Linked DNA regions of Homo sapiens: region 1 is linked to region 2. Evidence: read pairs that join two places in POLR2A ChIA-PET (ENCODE). Cell type or tissue: MCF 10A. All regions are shown on one strand. Links, peaks and the distances in the headings refer to the core of each region. The heading gives the core; the rest is flanking DNA.

Region 1 (5,000 bases), core at 1-5,000, 100 kb before region 2:
TAAATCAGTAGTCAGAAGACTGGTTTCTAGTGCCTGCTCTTGACGCTAATTAGTTGGTAACCTCAGGCAGGTTACTTAGTGTCTCTGAACATTAGTTTCCCCACATGCCGGAGAGGAAGAAAGAGCTGGATTCACAGTTTTAAGAGGTAAAATTTTCTTTTTATTTATTTATTTATTTATTTTTGAGACGGAGTCTTGCTCTGTCGCCCAGGCTGGAGTGCAGTGGCGAGATCTTGGCTCACTGCAAGCTCCGCCTCCTGGGTTCACGCCATTCTCCTGCCTCAGCCTCCTGAGTAGCTGGGACTACAGGCGCCCACCACCGCGCCCAGCTAATTCTTTGTATTTTTATTAGAGGCGGGGTTTCACCGTGTTAGCCAGGATGGTCTCGATCTCCTGACCTCGTGATCCGCCAGCCTCGGCCTCCCAAAGTGCTGGGATTATAGGCTTGAGCCACCACACCCAGCAAGAGCTAGAATTTTCTTGTCATGATTTCATTGCAGGAGACTATACAGCACAGTGTTAACAGCATGCGTTTGGGGGTTACCACTCTACTGGCTGTGAAACGGTAAGCACAATACTGTACCTATCTTGACTCAATCGCTTCAATATATACCCATCTTACAGGGCTGTGTGAGTACAAATTAGATGACATATGCAAATCACCCTGGTAGTCTAAGGCATTATGGTAGGCAGTAGTTATTTGTTCAATATTACCTTATTTCTTCAGTTCTAAAATGACACTGAGTTAAAAGTTTTTCAAAGAGGACAAAAAGAAACACTGTCCCACTAACTGTACACATACATAAAAAGCAACTCGGCCAGGCACAGTGGCCCACACCCGTAATCCCAGCACTTTGGGAGGACGAGGTGGGTAGATCATCTGAGGTCGGGAGTTTGAGATCAGCCTGGCCTACATGGCAAAACCTCGTCTCTAATAAAAATACAAAAATTAGCTGGGCGTGGTGGCGGGCGCCTATAATCCCAGCTACTAGGGAGGCTGAGGTAGGAAAATTGCTTGAACCTTGAAGGTGGGGGCTGCAGTGAGCGGAGATTGCGCCACTGCACTCCAGCCTCGGCAACAGAGTGAGACTCTGTCTCAGAGAAAAAAAAAAAAAGAAGCAACCTGATTAAAGCAACATTAAATGTGTAAGAAATGTGCCCATGGCAGGGCATGGTGGCTCTCGCCTATAATCCCAACACTTTGGGAGGCTGAGGCGGGTGGATCACCTGAGGTCAGGAGTTCGAGACCAGCCTGGCCAACGTGGTGAAACCTCATCTCTACTAAAAATACCCAAATTAACTGGGCATGATGGTGGACGCCTGTAATCCCAGCTACTCAGGAGGGTGAGGCAGGAAGATTGCTTGAACCTGGGAGGTGGAGGCTGCAGTCAGCCGAGATCACACCACTGCACTCCAGCCCGGACGACAACAGTGAAACTCCGTCTCAAAAAAAAAAAAAAAAAAGAAATGTGCACACAAGGCTGGGAGCAGTGGCTCACGCCTGTAATCCCTGCACTTTGGGAGGCCGAGGCGGGCAGATCACCTGAGGTCAGGAGTTCAAGACCAGCCTGACCAACATGGAGAAACCCCATCTCTACTAAAAATACAGAATTAGGCGGGCGTGGTGGCACGCGCCTGTAATCCCAGCTACTTGGGAGGCTGAGGTAGGAGAATTGCTTGAACCCGGGAGGTGGAGGTTGCAGTGAGCCGAGATCACACCATTGCACTCCAGCCTGGGCAACAAGAGCAAAACTCCCACTCAGAAAAAAAAAAAAAGAAAAAAGAAATGTGCACACAAGAACCTATGAAATATGGTATTAGGCCAGGCACGGTGGCTCACGCCTGTAATCCCAGCACTTTGGGAGGCCAAGGCAGGCAGATCACAAGGTCAAGAGATCGAGACCATCCTGGCCAACATGGTGAAACCCCATCTCTAATAAAAATACAAAAATTAGCTGGGCATGGAGGCCCATGCCTGTAGTCCCAGCTACTCAGGAGGCTGAGGCAGGTGAATTGCTTGAACCCAGGAGGCAGAGGTTGCAGTGAGCCGAGATTGCGCCACTGCACTCCAGCCTGGCGACAGAGTAAACTCTGTCTCAAAAAAAAAAAAAGAAAAAGAAAAAGGAATGTTATATTAAATGTACCACGGTAAAAAAAAAAATCATAACTGTTACTGTAAAGAATGGCAATGAATTTTTGCTGCTAGGTCACCTTAGGTGGGAACCTAACAAGATGTCCTTAGAAAATGTAAGATTATTTGACTGAAACAACTGCAGTTTACCAATAGCTTTACGAGGGTTCTGGTATAAAATAAGGTACATGGAACCGGTAACTATTGAGTATTTAAACACGTATGGAAAGTTCTAATAAATGTCAGCATTAGGTCAATGAAACAAAACAAAGCTTAATTCACAATTTTCAATTGTACCTATGTGCACATCAAGTGCTGCTGATGACTTATCCGTGGTGGGATCACTGATAAGAAGTACTTTGATACCATTGGCCAGCTCTAGCCCTCGATATTCTCGCTTGTCTTCAGGAGACTTGGTAATGTGATTTCCTATTCTCTTGATGGCTGGATTATTCATTTTGCTGTAAGTCTTTTTTTGGAAACTGAAAAGAAAGAGATTTTTAATTGTTGATTTGTGACTTTATATTTAAGGACAAACAATAACGTCAAGTAAACCCATATAATACATCATCAGATTTTTCTAAATGCTGAAGGAAACCTTTTATAGCCACTCTACAGGGTGCAGTCATTCCTTTCCTCCCTCTTACCCCTCATTCTTTCTGAGAAATGCTAACAAAATTGTTTTCATGGAGCCATATTTGTATCTGAAAGAGCACATGGATAGGGATTTGAGATAGGGTGGGTTAGACCATGTGTTGGCCTGTATGCAGAACTAGAATAGAGTTTTTTTTGCTGGTTTTGTTTTTGTTTTTTTGAGACAGGGTCTCAGTTTGTCACCGAGGCTTGTATGCAGTAGCGTGATTTTGGCTCACTGCAGGCCTCAACCTCCTGGGCTCAAGTGGACCTCATCCTCCTGTCTCAGTCCCCCCAAGCAGCTGGGACCACAGGCACTCAACACCACACCCAGTTAATTTTTTGCATTTTTTGTAGAGATGGGATTTCAACTTGTTACCCATGCTGGTCTTGAACTCCTGAGCTCAAGCCGTCTGTCCACCTCAGCCTCCCAATGTGCTAGGATTACAAGTGTGAGCCACTACGCCCCGACCTAGAATAGAGTTTTATTTCACACTATTTCAGAGGTATCTGCTAGAATAAGTGAGGTGAGATGTTGTGTAAGAATTATTACTGGGTTAGCCCAAACACTGCTCAAACTGATGATATTGAAAGATAGGGTAGATCTGGAACTCGCAGGTCTGACATACACATGCTCAGAACATAGGGAACAACTCCCATAGGGAACAACCCCCAATGAGGAACAATCCTGTAAAGTTCTAATATAAAATAAGAGACCGGTGCTGTCCTATGACGGCAGCAATAACAAGGACATAAAACAAACAAACAAAAAGTTGGAAGGACCCCAAGTATTTTTGTAACCTGCTGAAGAGCTGAATGCCAGAGCAGGAAAAGTCTGGCAATCTTAACAGAAATGTCAGAAAAATTCTCTTGCAAAGGGCTTCCTCTGACAGTCTTCTTTCTTCTCTACAAAGGCTAGATTACAGTGATGGGAAAGGACTATCAGTACACAGAATCATGTAGGGATGTTGGTTGCAATTAGTGCAGTGAAGGGACTTTCCAGAGTCTGGGGTACGCATGTTTTTTGAGAGTAGGGTAGATGTAACTTTTGTCTATACTGGAGATTGCTTAATAGACAAAAAAAAAAAAAAACTGAAACTGCTACTACTGGCAGGTTAATATACTGCCAGTATATAATTAAGTAAAGCCAAAAACATATCTGGAACTACAGAGGAAAAATAACCCTCTATGAGCACATCTGCTTCTTACCTACAAGACAAAACTAAACAGATCTGACTGTTCCTTAAAGACTGACAGCTAGATTTAAACGTAAGTAAGAGGGGGAAGAAATAGGCATACAATTATTTTAGATAAGTTTTTTCTGTGTTAAAATCTCTAGAGATTGAGAGAGGAAAAAAAATCTAGTTTGCTTTCACCATTATATTTTCCTCTCTGAAATCACCTATAACTATTCTTCCAATCTGCATAACAATTGATAAATCAAAGGGGTTTGTTGCTACTAAGACTGTCCCCTAGATCCCCTAGATCTTTTTTTTTTTTCTCTCGCCCTCTCTTACAGTGCTGATAGATCTTCTTTAGAGGAGAGGAGATACGGAATTTTAAAGATCAACATATCACACTAAATGTATAATACTGGTTTTAAAAATCACATAGTACTTTACAACAGATAGTGCTAATGGTCTCCTATTTATAGTAAAAATCATTTCTTGAAAAACAAAGCATAAAATATAATACTAACATATTGGGGCTATGTTAGTAGGTCACTGTTGGAAAATTCAAAAGCAACTTGAAACTGAAAAGCCATTATTAACAATTATTTTCAGCCAGGCACGGTGGCTCGCGCCTGTAATCTCAGCACTTTGGGAGGCTGAGACGGGCGGATCACAAGGTCAGGAGATCAAGATCATCCTGGCCAACATGGTGAAACCCTGTCTCTACTAAAAATACAAAAATTAGATGGGTGTGGTGGCGTGCACCTGTAGTCCCAGCTACCTGGGAGGCTGAGGCAAGAGAATCGCTTCAACCCGGGAGGCAAAGGTTGCAGTGAGCTGAGGTCAAGCCACTGCACTCCAGCCTGGCGACAGAGTGAGATCCTGTCTCAAAGAAAAAAAAAAATTATTTTCTTTCTCATTAGCCATAAGCCACTAAAATTCAATGGCAAAGAACGATGAAAATATCTGAGTGCCAAGTCTAAAAAATGGTGTTTGCGGTAAAATAGTAATAATTCTCAGGGTGACAGGAAATGGTCTATTTTAGACTCTAAAGAGGGGTACAA
Region 2 (13,256 bases), core at 3,208-8,207:
TTTATTTTTTTCAGCCTCTCCTTTTCTCGGCTCACTGCAACCTCTGCCTCCTGGGTTCAAGCAGTTCTCTTGCCTCAGCCTCCCGGGTAGATGGAATTATAGGCATGTGCCACCACGCCTGGCTAATTTTCGTATTTTTTTTTAGTAGAGATGGTGTTTTACCATGTTGGTCAGGCTGGTCTCAAGCTCCTAACCTCAAGCAATCCACCCACCTCGGCCTCCCAAAGCGCTGGGATTACAGGCGTGAGCCACCGTGCCCGGCCGAGAGTACGTTTATATTTTTAAAGACAGATCTCTCCACTGTTTATTCTCTCCCAGAAAGATTATTTTCAAATGTATGGAACTAACTTTTGAAACCTTTTTCACTCATGTCTTGTAACATTAGGAGTAGCAGTTATTAGTGAGGCTTCTAATGACTAAAGGGCAAGTTTAGCACCACATGATATCAAGGGACTTGTTAGTTGGCCCAGAAATTGGCAAGTCACTCTTTCCCCAGGGGTCCTGGACCCAACCAGAAGGGGATATTGGGTAGCTGATTTTAAAACTACAGTAATATATGATAGTAATAATGGTGCAAGAAAAATATCTTAGAATTCTGGGGACACATATCACTTCTTAGGGTTAGATCTGTGTGGCCCCTTCTGGGCCATAACTATAAATCTTTTCTCCAGAGTTCTATGGAAGTCACTCATCTAATTGCACTTAATATTACCTCCTTCATACTTGATTTATATATAGTCTTTATTTTATAATTGTATGGTTGGTCTAGGAAGTTCTTAGCCATATAATTTATTTGTTTTCTTTGTGCAGAGTCTTTGCCTCCCTTTTTCAGCTTAACAATATTTATTAAACATTTTCCAAGTAAATACTACAAATGTTAGCTGACCCTCTGCCTCAATTCAGTGCTTAGATGACATTATTTGATAGGTTTTCTCAATCACCCAAATTTGACAAAATTAAAAGATATCCTGTCAGTACTAACTTTTCAAATATTGATTCATTCATTAAATGGTGGTCTGTATATATATAGGCATACTTCAGAGATATTGCAGGTTTGCTTCCAGACCACTGCAATAAAGTGAATATTACAATAAAGCAAGTCATGAATTTTTTGCTTTCCCGGTGCATATAAAGGTTATGTTGACCAGGCGCAGTGGCTCACACCTGTAATTCCAGCACACGCCTGGTGGGACAATCAGAACACAACGTTTATCAGTTACATTTGCTGTCTTATAGGGGTACAGTTTATGGTACCCCAAGACAATTACAATAGTAACATCAAAGATCATTGATCACAGTGTATAATGAAAAAGTTAGAAATACTGTAGTAGTTACCAACATGTGATGCAGAGACAGAAAGTGAGCACATGATATTTGAAAAAAGTCACTGATAGACGTGCTCAAGGTAGGGTTGCCACAAACCTTCAATTTGTAAAAATTTGGTATCTGTGACACATAGTAAGGTGAAGCACAATAAAATAAGCTATGCCTGAATTGATACATTTCTACTTACCAAGTTACAATTTTTGCTTGAATTAAAAGAAAAGAGGCATGTTGCTCTCACAAAATTAGTTGAAATTGGTATGCTAGCTCTTCTTTCCAAAAGAATGTCAGTAGACCTATAAGTATTTACTAATGTATTTCTGTTATACTTCCTCAGCCCTATCCTACCAAAAGGAGATTAGATCAGGATTTTTTTTCTTTTTATAAATATTTCCAATCTATACTACATTCTTAATTTCCCTATTTCTTGACAAGAACAACATCTTTCACAAGTTCTTCTGATACAATAGGATGTAAGTCATCTCAGATCTTCAAAGTTAAGTACTTCCAGCCCAAGGGCTAATCTTGATGACTACTTGGTCTCAGCCTTTTTGACTGGTAACCTAAACTTGTTTGAAATTTATTTTCTTAAAATATACCTGTAGGTTTTTAAAAATTTATTTTGTTTGGAGTGCTGAAATCTTATTAACTGTCATTTTCCTCTTTTGAATTCTTCTGACTTCTATTTCATTAAACTATTAAATAGTTCTGGCTGGGTGCGGTGGCTCATCTCAGCACTTTGGGAGGCCAAGGTGGGTGGATCACTTGAGGTCAGGAGTTCGAGACCAGCCTGGCCAACATGGTGAAACCCTGTCTTTACTGAAATACAAACATTAGCTAGGCGTGGTAGCAGGTGCCTGTAATCCCAGCTACTTGGGAGGCTGAGGCAGGTGAATCGCTTGAACCCAGGAGGCGGAGGTTGCAGTGAGCCAAGATCACGCCATTGCACTCCAGCCTGGGCCACGAGAGTGAAACTATATCTCAAAAAAAGAAAAAAAGAAATTCTGTGTTTTCACTGGGCTTGAAAAAAGAGAAATTATTATATTTATTGTAATATAATAAATTATTGTATTATTGTATTGATTTATCTATGTAGAGTATAAAAAATGGAGAATGGGGCCGGGCGCGGTGGCTCACGCCTGTAATCTCAGCACTTTGGGAGGCCACGGGGGGCGGATCACCTGAGGTCAGGAGTTCCAGACCAGCCTGGCCAACATGGCGAAACCCCATCTCTACTAAAAATACAAAAATTAGCTGGGTGTGGTGGCTCACACCTATAATCCCAGCTACTCCGGAGGCTGAGGCAGGAGAATCACTTGAACCCAGGAGGCAGAGGTTGCAGTGAGCCAAGATGTTGCCACTGTACTCCAACCTGGGTGACAGAATGAGACTCCGTCTCAAAAAAAAAAAAAAAAAAAAAGAATGGAGAATGGAAATGTAAATTTTAATGTGAATGTTTAGCTACCAAAGTATTTAAGATATCATTTAGAAAGGTTTACAGAAGTGGAAATATTCTTTTTAAAGACCTATTTGTTTATTTCTGAAACCAGAATGTACTCAAGACTGATCTTCTAAGTTCACTGGAAATGATTTTATCCCCAACTGTGGTGTCTATACTGAAAATCAATAGTCAACTAAAGCATATTTTCAAGACTTCATTGACAGTGGCCGATAAGGTAACAAATGCTATGTTCTTAATATCTCAAAATTGATGTGTTGTTTAAGAAGGAAACTCATTTTTGTTTCTTCAAAGATAGAAGATCAAAAAAAGGAACTAGATGGCTTTCTCAGTATACTGTGTAACAATCTACATGAACTACAAGAAAATACCATTTGTTCCTTGGTTGAGTCACAAAAGCAATGTGGAAACCTAACTGAAGACCTGAAGACAATAAAGCAGACCCATTCCCAGGTATGTTGTTTAGCGGACTTGGGGAGTACAGAAAGAGAGTTTTAGGATGATTTGATATGACTTGATAATTAATCTATGTTACACAATCTGAATACTGTAAAAGCTGAAACCTGAAAATACCATAGCCACTGTTGCTTATAACAGTAATTATTGTAGAACAATTGAGAATACTTCTCTTAATATTTGAAGTTTTGCTACATCTAGAACCCCATGCAGAACCACAATATGACAAAACAGTCCTTTTCTCACATCAAGATGAAAGATGAATCTGGAAAAACATACCTTTAGAGAAGAATGGTTATAACATTTAAAGTGAAAATGTATCTACATTAAAACCTGCTAAGTTGTTTCTAGGATGGCATGGATAGTTGTCTTTCATAAACCAAGTCCTACTTTCTCTTATTTCTGTCTCACTGATAGACATTTAAAACATAGTAAATCGATACAACTTTTAATTCTTATTGATTATAAATGTAATTCATGATTTATCTTCCCTGTAAACTGTTCCTCATTATATGAGGCTTTAAACCAAAACCAAGCCTTCAAACCATAATCTGTAAATATCAGATATCTGAAAAACAGCTTCTGGTATTCTTAAGACTTTAATAATGACTGTCTAAAGTTTTATTAAATGAGCTTATTATAATATGACAGAACTCTTATAATAGTTAACATTTATTGAGCAATTCACTGTGTTTATTCCTCCCATCAATATAGATATAAATTCTATTACTAGTCAGATTTTTAATGAGGAAACTGAGACCCTGTGAGCATCTAATAGTATGTAGATCATCTTGCAGAAGGTGGTAGTGATCATACTACCTGAAAAGCATCCATGTTTGAGTGGCTCTTTTGTGTGTTTTTTGGCAACTTAAAACTGCAGCATTTTCTCATACATCTACATAGGGTATTTCCCTTAAACCCGTTGAGAACTTTTTAGGTGTATATTCTAAGGCTGATCCCCTTTTTATAAATTTGCTGTTTTGAAATGCTTAAAATTGTTAGACAGCTCTTTAAAAAAACAATACAAAAAAATCTGATCTGAAAAGTATCTTAGCATGAATGGTTTGGCTTTCCTGGCTTTAAGGAAGCAAGTTCAGTATGTGAGCTATTTCTTAGGTTTTCCAGAACTTGAAATGAGCACTACTAAAATAATTATGTAAAACTTTGAACACATTTACATATAGATAAATATAATACCTGCATTAGCATTCAAATTATTAATCTGATAATACCTTTGAGACTAGTAAAAATACTGACAGACTTTATTCATAATCAGAATGTTAGATATGTATTGTCAACTGATGTGTTATTCAGAGATACTGGCCAACCAGCAGACTGAAGAGTGAATAAGAATGTTGGATGCATTTTCAGCTCTTCTTTGGTCATTAGGATGGCTTCTTCATTTTGCAATGTAGCATGTTATATGCCTATAAGAGCTTGTTTTCAAAGATGTAAAATATGAGCAAAGATAAGACTATTTACATTTTGTTAATATGATCCAACTAGGTTCTGTAACATTTTTTAGCTCCAGTAATTGATAATATTTTTGGATTGCTTGACCCGTTAGTATATCACATTAATTTTCCCTTCTAGCAGTGTTATCAGTTAAAAAGCAACTATATATATCTGTCAAAGTGGGTCTTAAACATAATGTGATATATGGGTTGTTTGATTAGTTTTGAGGTACACTGAAAGTAATTTGTTACTTACAGCTAAAATAGTAAAGTTTGCTAATTATTTACTTTTTAAAAAATCCTGGCTGGATGTGATGGCTCATGTCTGTAATCTCAGCACTTTGAGAGGCTGAGGCAGGGTGATCACTTGAGGCTAGGAGTTCAAGACCAGCCTGGTCAACATAGCGAGATCACGTCTCTACAAAAAAAATTTGTTTAAATTAGCCAGGCATGGTGGCTCATGCCTGTGTAGTCCCAACTACTTGGAGGCTGAGGAAGGAGGATCCCTTGAGCCCAGGAGGTTGAAGCTGCAGTGAGCCTTGATTGTGCCACTGCACTACAGCTTGGACAACAGAGTGAGACCCTGTCTCTAAAAAAAAAAACAAATCCTACATTTTAATATCACTTCCACTGCTTTCCTCTGTAGAAGAAAGGTAAAGTTAACTTTATCTCTTGTCAAGAATTTATATAATTCTCACCTATGGACAATACTTCTTGTTTTGTTATCAGTCATAAAAAATGTTCAAGTGTCATAATTTTAAGTCTCTTCACTTCCCACACCTTTCTTACAGGAACTTTGCAAGTTAATGAATCTTTGGACAGAGAGATTCTGTGCTTTGGAGGAAAAGTGTGAAAATATACAGAAACCACTTAGTAGTGTCCAGGAAAATATACAGCAGTAAGCTATTTTTAAATTCTCTTAAACTTTTCTGTAAGTCTGAAATTATTTAAGAAGAAAAAGCTTTAAATAGTACAAATAATTCCTCTGTGTACTTTCAAATTTCTCTTTTGTTAATATTTTATTATGTATGTGTGTATGTATATATATACATGCATATAAATGTCTTTTCATTGCGTATTTGTGCTCTCTTTTAAGACATTGAAAAACCTGGCTGTTACCCACAATATATTTTCGAATTTCCTCAATCTTAGAAAACACACTAAGTAATTTCACAATTTCTAACCTATATTACTGATGAAAAATATACTAACTAGAGCAGGGTTTGGCAAACTGTGGCTAGCAGGCTGGATGCCTGTTATTGCAAATAATTTCATTGGACACTGTTTACATGTTGTCTTTGGCTGCCTTTGCACTGCAGTGGCAAAGTTGAGTCATTGCATCCAGGTCATTGAACAATAGCCTAAAATATTTGCTATCTGGCTTTTCAAGAAAAAGTTTGCTGATTCCTGTATTAGGGTTTTGTTTTTTGTTTTTGTTTTTGTTTTTGCGACGGAGTCTTGCTCTGTCACCCAGGCTGGAGTGCAGTGGAGTGATCTCAGCTCACTGCAAGCTCCGCCTTCCAGGCTCACGCCATTCTCCTGCCTCAGCCTCCCGAGTAGCTGGGACTACAGATGCCCGCCACCATGCTTGGCTAATTTTTTGTATTTTTAGTAGAGAGGGGTTTCACCATGTTAGCCAGGATGGTCTCGATCTCCTGACCTCGTGATCCGCCCGCCTCGGCCTCCCAAAGTGCTGGGATTGCAGGCGTGAGCCACCACGCCCGGCTCTGTTTTGTTTTTTCAGACAAAAACAAACAGCCTGCTCTGTAGCCCAGGCTGAAGTACAGTGGCGCGAGTGCAGTGGTGTGATCTTGGCTCACTGCAACCTCTGCCTCCTGAGTTCAAGTGATTCTCCTGCCTCAGCCTCCCGAGTAGCTGGGATTACAGGCACATACCACCATGCCTGGCTAATTTTTTGTATTTTTAGTAGAGATGGGGTTTCGCCACGTTGGCCAGGCTGATCTTGAACTCCTGGTCTCAACTGATCCTCCTACCTCGGCCTCCCAAAGTGCTGGGATTGCAGGTGTGAGTCACTGCTCCCAGCCTGTATTAGAGTTTAATGTTGCTTTGTAGCCTCATTGCTTGCCAGTTCCGCATACTTAACATACACTACAGTCAGACCTATGTTTTCTTTTAGGAATTTTATAACTTTATGGTTTAACATTTATATTCATGATCCATTTAAAAATTTTTATAAAACATAGGAGATTTGTCAAGTTTCAGTTTTTTGCCTATTGAGTATTCTATACTCATGAGGAGAAAGATACTATATTTACCCTATTTTTCCCCATTTAATTCTGAAATTAAACTTCCTAAAGTTTCAAGCTTTCTTTGGTGGGAAGTAGTCTTTAAGGGTGGGTCTGCTGGACAGAAATTGTTTTTCTTTGTCTAAGAATGTCTTGATTTCCCCTTCATTCCTGAAAGGTATTTTCACTGGCTGTGGAATTCAGGGTTGACAATTATTTTTTTCCAGCATTTGAAATATTTCCATTTTCTTCTGGCCTCTATGAAATGAGAAATCCACTGCCATTCAAGTAATTGTTCCCTTATAGGCAGTCTCCCTATAGCTGCTTTCAAAACTTTTTTGTCTTTAGAAACTTGATTATATTTTGTCTACTTATATTTCGTTGAGTTTATTCTATTTGGGTTTTGTTTAGCTTCTTGAATCTGTAGGCTTATGCCTTTCACCAAAACTTGGGAAATTTTCATCTATTAATTCTTTGAATATTTTTCAGCCCTATACTCTTTTTCATCTGCCCCTATGACTTTGATGACACAAATGTTAGATCTTTTATTTTGGTCCCTCAGGAGATATGTAGAATATATTTCTTATAGATACATATATTCTCTTTGTTGTTCACATTGGGGAAATTCTATTGATCTGTCTTCATATTCACTGAGTCTCCTTCTGTCATCTCTAACCTACTGTTAAACCCATTCAATGAGGTGTTTTTTCAGTTATTGCTTTTTTATTTTTAGTTTTATAATTTTCATTTGCTTTTTTTATACCTTGTTTCTTAGCTAGGATTTTTTTCTTTTCCAGGAGTATTTTAATTTCTTTTTGGAGCATTTTTTGATGGCTGCTTTAAAATCCTTGCCAGACAATTCCAACATCTGAGTTTTCTTGTTGTTGCCATCTATTGATTGTCTTTTCTCATTCAACTTGTGATTTTTGTGGTTCTTGATATATGATAAGTGATTTCCTATTGTACCTTGAAGATTTTGGGTATTATGTTAGGAGATTCAGGATCCTATTTAAGTATTTTTTAGCTGGCATTCACCCTGTTTAGGCTTAGCATACAGATCCAGGCTCACTTTTATGGGCTGTGGTTCCACTGACAATTTAGTTTTTAGAGCCCTTGCAGTGTTATTCTGATAATGCTTTGTTTGTGTGCTACCCACATGAGAAAAATTTGTATTCTGCTTTTGTTGCATGAAGTGTTCTGTATGTGTCACTTTGATCAAGTTGATTGATAGTGCTATTCAGGTCATCCACGGCCTTACTGAGTTTCTGCCTATTTGTTCTATCAGTGACTTAGAGAGGAGTATTGAAATCTCTAATTGTAGATTTATCTATTTTTTTTATTAGTTCTATCAGTTTTTGCCTCGTGTATCTGAAACTCTGTTGTTGGGTGCATATACATTTAGGATTATTATATCTCCTTGGAGAATTGACCTCTTTATCATTATGTAATATCCACTTTTATTTCTGATAAGCTCTTGTTCTGAAGTCTGTTTTGTCTGAAATGAATACAGGTTTTCTAGCTTTCCTTTGATTGCTATTTGTATGATGTATCCTTCTCCATCTCTTTACTTTTGGTCTAAGTCTTTATATTTAAAGTGGGTTTCTTATAGACAGCATGTAGTTGGGTCTTGCTTTTTCATCAAATTTATAATCTATGATGTTTTATTTTTATTTATTTATTTGAGACAGAGTCTTGCTCTGTGGCCCAGGCCGGAGTACAGTGGTGCAATCTTGGCTCACTGCAACCTCTGCCTCCCGGGTTCAAGTGATTCTCCTGCCTCAGCCTCCTGAGTAGCTGGGGCTACAGGCACACACCACCATGCCCAGCTAATTTTTAAATTTTTACTAGAGATGGGGTTTCACCATGTTGGCCAGGCTGGTTTCGAACTCCTGACCTCAAGTGATTTACCTGCCCTGGCCTCCCAAAGTGCTGGGATTATAGGTGTGAGGCACTGCACCCAGCTGCCTTTCCTCATTTAAATTGAGCACTTTTTATGTTTTTATCTCTTCCATTGACTTATTTATACTTTTTAAATATTCCCTTTTTAGTAGTATGTCTAGGATTTAAAGTATACATTTTAAGATAATTTGAATTTGTATACATTTTAAGATAATTTGAATCCATTATCAAATAATTTGCTGTTTCATGTGTAGTGAAAGGACATTATAATAGTATATTCCTGTTTCCTCTTTCCCGTTTGTCATTATTTTCATATGTTTTACTTAGGTGTTTATATGTGCAATAAACACCTAATACATTGTTACTTGAATTGCTTTATCTATTTTCTTTTTTAATGTATCTACTAGATTTTTTTTTTTTTTTTTTTGAGAGGGAGTCTTGGTCTGTCACCCAGGCTGGAGTGCAGTGGTGCAATCTTGGCTCACTGCAACCTCTGCCTCCCAGGTTCAAGCAATTCTCCTGCCTCAGCCTCCCAAGTAGCTGGGATTACAGGCACCTACCACCATGCCCGGCTAATTTTTGTATTTTTAGTAGAGACGGGGGTTTCACCATATTGGCCAGGCTAGTCTCAAACTCCTGACCTTGTGATTGCCCGCCTCAGAAATTTTTAATTGCATATGTGGCTTCTATTATACTTCTGTTGAACAGTGCTGTTCTGGAACTCTAGCTATCATTTATATATCCCTACCTAACTTCTGTCATTTGTTTTTCAACCCTGTTTTTGATCCTGTTAAGTATAGCATGTTCCATTGTGAACTCTTCCTATATGCTGAATCAAAAAAGTATGTCCTACTTTTTATTCCTAGTATCTAGACTGATGGATTTCTAGGCCATTCCATAGCCGTGGAGGAAATACTAGAGTAGGATTGAAGTAGGAAGGGAAGTATGATATACTTTCTTAAGGCCCATGCAAATCATTTTTCCTGCTTTCCTGACATTTATTGTCTACACCAGAGTTTCCCAGTATGGTCTAGGGACTTTGTATTCATCACCCAGGAATCTAGGTGATGTTTATGTACACACTGCACATAACTGCGTTTGGCATTTATTGTCATGGCTTATAGTACTTTTAACTCAATCTCGTCTTCCCATTAAGTTGTGAGATTTTGTTTTGTTTTTTTTATTTGAGACAGAGTCTTGCTCTGTCGCCCAGGCTGGAGTACAATGACACAATCTCAGCTCACTGCAACCTCTGCCTCCTAGGGTCAACCAATTCTCCTGCCTCACTCTCTCCCAAGTAGCTGAGATTACAGGCACCCACCACCACGCCCGGCTAATTTATTGTATTTTTAATAGAGACAGGGCTTCACCATATTGGCCGGACTGGTCTCTAACTCCTGACCTCAGGTGATCCACCTGCCTCGGCCTCCCAAAGTGCTGGGATTAGAGGTGTGAGCCACTATGCCTTGCCCTTTTTTCAGTCATTGTGACTTTCACGTGTAGGTTTGGTTTTTAACATCTTTGCTGACTCACTTGGTTTACCCACGTGGTGTACCATCTAGTGGTAATAGAGAGTCACTTCATTCCACAAGGTTTAAATCTTGTAAGATAACTTGGAATGCTATTATAGGGCAACTTACCGAGATGGAAATTATCAATGAATTTTAAATGTATGTCTAACCAACATTAATATTATATCAAGTTTATGTTACATTGTTCTATATGTATAATTTGTCACACCCCAATATAATTTTAATTATTAGAAAGCTTTATAGCTAATTTAAACATAACATTTGTAATGTTCATGATTTGTTTTACATACTAGGCAAGGGAAACTGCTTAATAACAGAATAAATGACTGATTGTCCAATTTAGGGACTAGACAAGAGGCTGTAGTAGATGCCCTGAAGTAACATTGCCTAGTAAGAGGAATAAAACAAGTAGACAGATTTTGAAAGCATCATAACTGGAGGAGGGTTGTGAAAGGTTTCATGAGCAAAGATGATCCTTTCAAAGGTCATTTAATGGCAATGCTGTGAAAAGACAGTGGCCAAGGCATCCATTCTCAATGCAGAAGATTTACTAAGATCACGGGCCCTGGAGCCAGACTGTCCACGTTCAGATCTGCCACTTAAGAGCTGAGTGATCTTGGGAAGTTATATATCCTTTGAGTCTTAATTCCCCATTTCAACAGTGTCATTCTCTTTTCCTATAGGAAATCTAAGGATATAGTCAACAAAATGACTTTTCACAGTCAAAAATTTTGTGCTGATTCTGATGGCTTCTCACAGGAACTCAGAAATTTTAACCAAGAAGGTACAAAATTGGTTGAAGAATCTGTGAAACACTCTGATAAACTCAATGGCAACCTGGAAAAAATATCTCAAGAGACTGAACAGAGATGTGAATCTCTGAACACAAGAACAGTTTATTTTTCTGAACAGTGGGTATCTTCCTTAAATGAAAGGGAACAGGAACTTCACAACTTATTGGAGGTAATAACTTTGTAAGTGGAACTTACTTTGGGGAGAATAATAATCAGAAAGTTAAATATTCTTGGCTAAGAATAGATTTCAAAACAAATGATATTTTAAGCTATAATGACTTAAACTTTTAAGTATAATATTTGGTATGCTTACAGATGATCTCGTTTTGTGCTTTGTTATATGTCTTCTCAATCTTGGAATTAATTTAACATTTGTACAGTTTCTTTCCTGTATTTATCCTTGGTTTCTGACTTAGTAGTTTCTTCAAAGAAGGGCACCCTGTCTTTTGATATGTAATACCTTCCACTTATATATGCTTTTTTTTTTTTTTTTTTTGAGATGGAGTCTCACTCTGTTGCCCAGGCTGGAGTGCAATGGCACGATCTCAGCTCACTGCAACCTCCGCCTCCCAAGTTCAAGCGATTCTCCTGCCTCAGCCTCTCGAGTAGTTGGGATTATAGGCACCTGCCACCACACCCGGCTAATTTTTTTGTATTTTTAGTAGAGATGGGGTTTCACTATATTGGCCAGGCTGGTGTCAAACTCCTGACCTCATGATCCACCCGCCTCGGCCTCCCAAAGTGCTGGGATTACAGGCATGAGCCACTGCGCCCGGCCTATCTTTGCTTTTTACTTTTCTCCAAGTACATTCAAACCTATTATTATTTTAAGTATTTAGGTTATTGTTCTGGTAACTAAAGGATACTTGATAGGTTTATGGATTTGCTTGAACTTAACGCTTGCATGAGCCCTTTGTAACTTGGTTTTTTCTTTCTTTGCATTAATAGGATTTTACTAACATTCTCAGGAAGTAGGTACAAAGAATTAAAATTTTTAATCTATATAAGCTGTTTTCACTAAAAGGAACTAGAGTTTGTATACAAATAGCTAATTTCAGATTTGTGATAGGAAATGTATAATATATGAGCCTAGAGATCTTGTCATACCAGAGAGTAAGGAAGCTGTTAAAGATTTCTGAGGTTGTCAAAAGGTCTTAGTAGCCAACCTCCCCATCTTCAAAGGTGGCATAATTTGAGCATCAAAAAGAATAATGGCCATAATGGATTAAAACATATCAAATATATTAAAACTTACGAACTCATAAAAATTTCATAGGTCTCCTTTGGATCATGCTAGGGAAGCAACACATTGTCCTGAAAATGGGTAAAGAAGAAGAAAAAATTTAGCATCCATCTGTCTTTCCTAAAAGAACCATATCTTGGTTTAGCAGGGTAATGAAGAAAAGTGTTTCATTAGACTCTAAGCTAATAAAATGGAGAAGAAATGATAGAATTAATATATCACCAGTATGCAACTCTTAATAAAATAACCCCTGTGGATGTTAATGATGGCTTAAACCATTTGATCAAAAGCTGTTGGGGAACTTTATAATTAATAGGCTAACCATACCTGAACTCACTGATAAATCTTAACATGAGAGACACAGCAAAGCATTTTGTGCTTGCAGTACTACCTATGAAATACTCTTGCTAAAAAATTAAACCTGAATTAAATCAAGCCTTTAGGTCTAACCAGTTTGTAGAAAATAAAGCATAGAAATGCAGTTGACCAAATCCAGAATTTGAGATGTTCAATGGGGTAAAGACCTCATGTCTTCAGCAACAAGTTTTTTTTTTCAAGGGAAAAAATATGAGAAACAATAACCTGTATATCAAAAGAGACTTAAGACTAGAGGTCCTTAAGTCTTAGTTTGCCTGAGACAGTCCTTGTTGATATTGTTGTATTAGAATGATTATTAAGAATGGGCCCTTTCACTCCAAAAGGTGTCCCAATTTGGATGATAAATTATATAGTCACCGACTTAAGACCTATGAACCAAATCTAGTGGTGAATTCTGGTTCAAACAAAGCAATTGTGACACACATTTGAGACGACTGGTGAAGTTTGAACATGGACTAGACATTTGATAGGA

What was found. Peaks named below come from ENCODE experiments on the same cell type or tissue, not always from the same donor. Only the 100,000 strongest peaks of a DNase experiment are listed, where the experiment ranks them.
Region 1: POLR2A ChIA-PET joins it to region 2 with 5 read pairs; 3 of 35 experiments call an interaction of 5 or more read pairs at or near these places.

Annotation. Positions count from the first base shown.
Region 1 is chr10:92,534,938-92,539,937 of GRCh38, forward strand. It overlaps IDE (insulin degrading enzyme), which reads right to left. Exons shown (of 25, transcript NM_004969.4): 2 at 2,429-2,613. Among named protein-coding and RNA genes, the nearest start is that of IDE, 37 kb to the right of the region's middle. In MCF 10A, for the core only: no CTCF peak of the experiment used is centred there; no DNase peak of the experiment used is centred there.
Region 2 is chr10:92,634,311-92,647,566 of GRCh38, forward strand. It overlaps KIF11 (kinesin family member 11), which reads left to right. Exons shown (of 22, transcript NM_004523.4): 15 at 2,874-2,999; 16 at 3,077-3,235; 17 at 5,484-5,590; 18 at 11,053-11,332. Among named protein-coding and RNA genes, the nearest start is that of KIF11, 48 kb to the left of the region's middle. In MCF 10A, for the core only: no CTCF peak of the experiment used is centred there; a DNase peak (open chromatin) is centred at 5,981.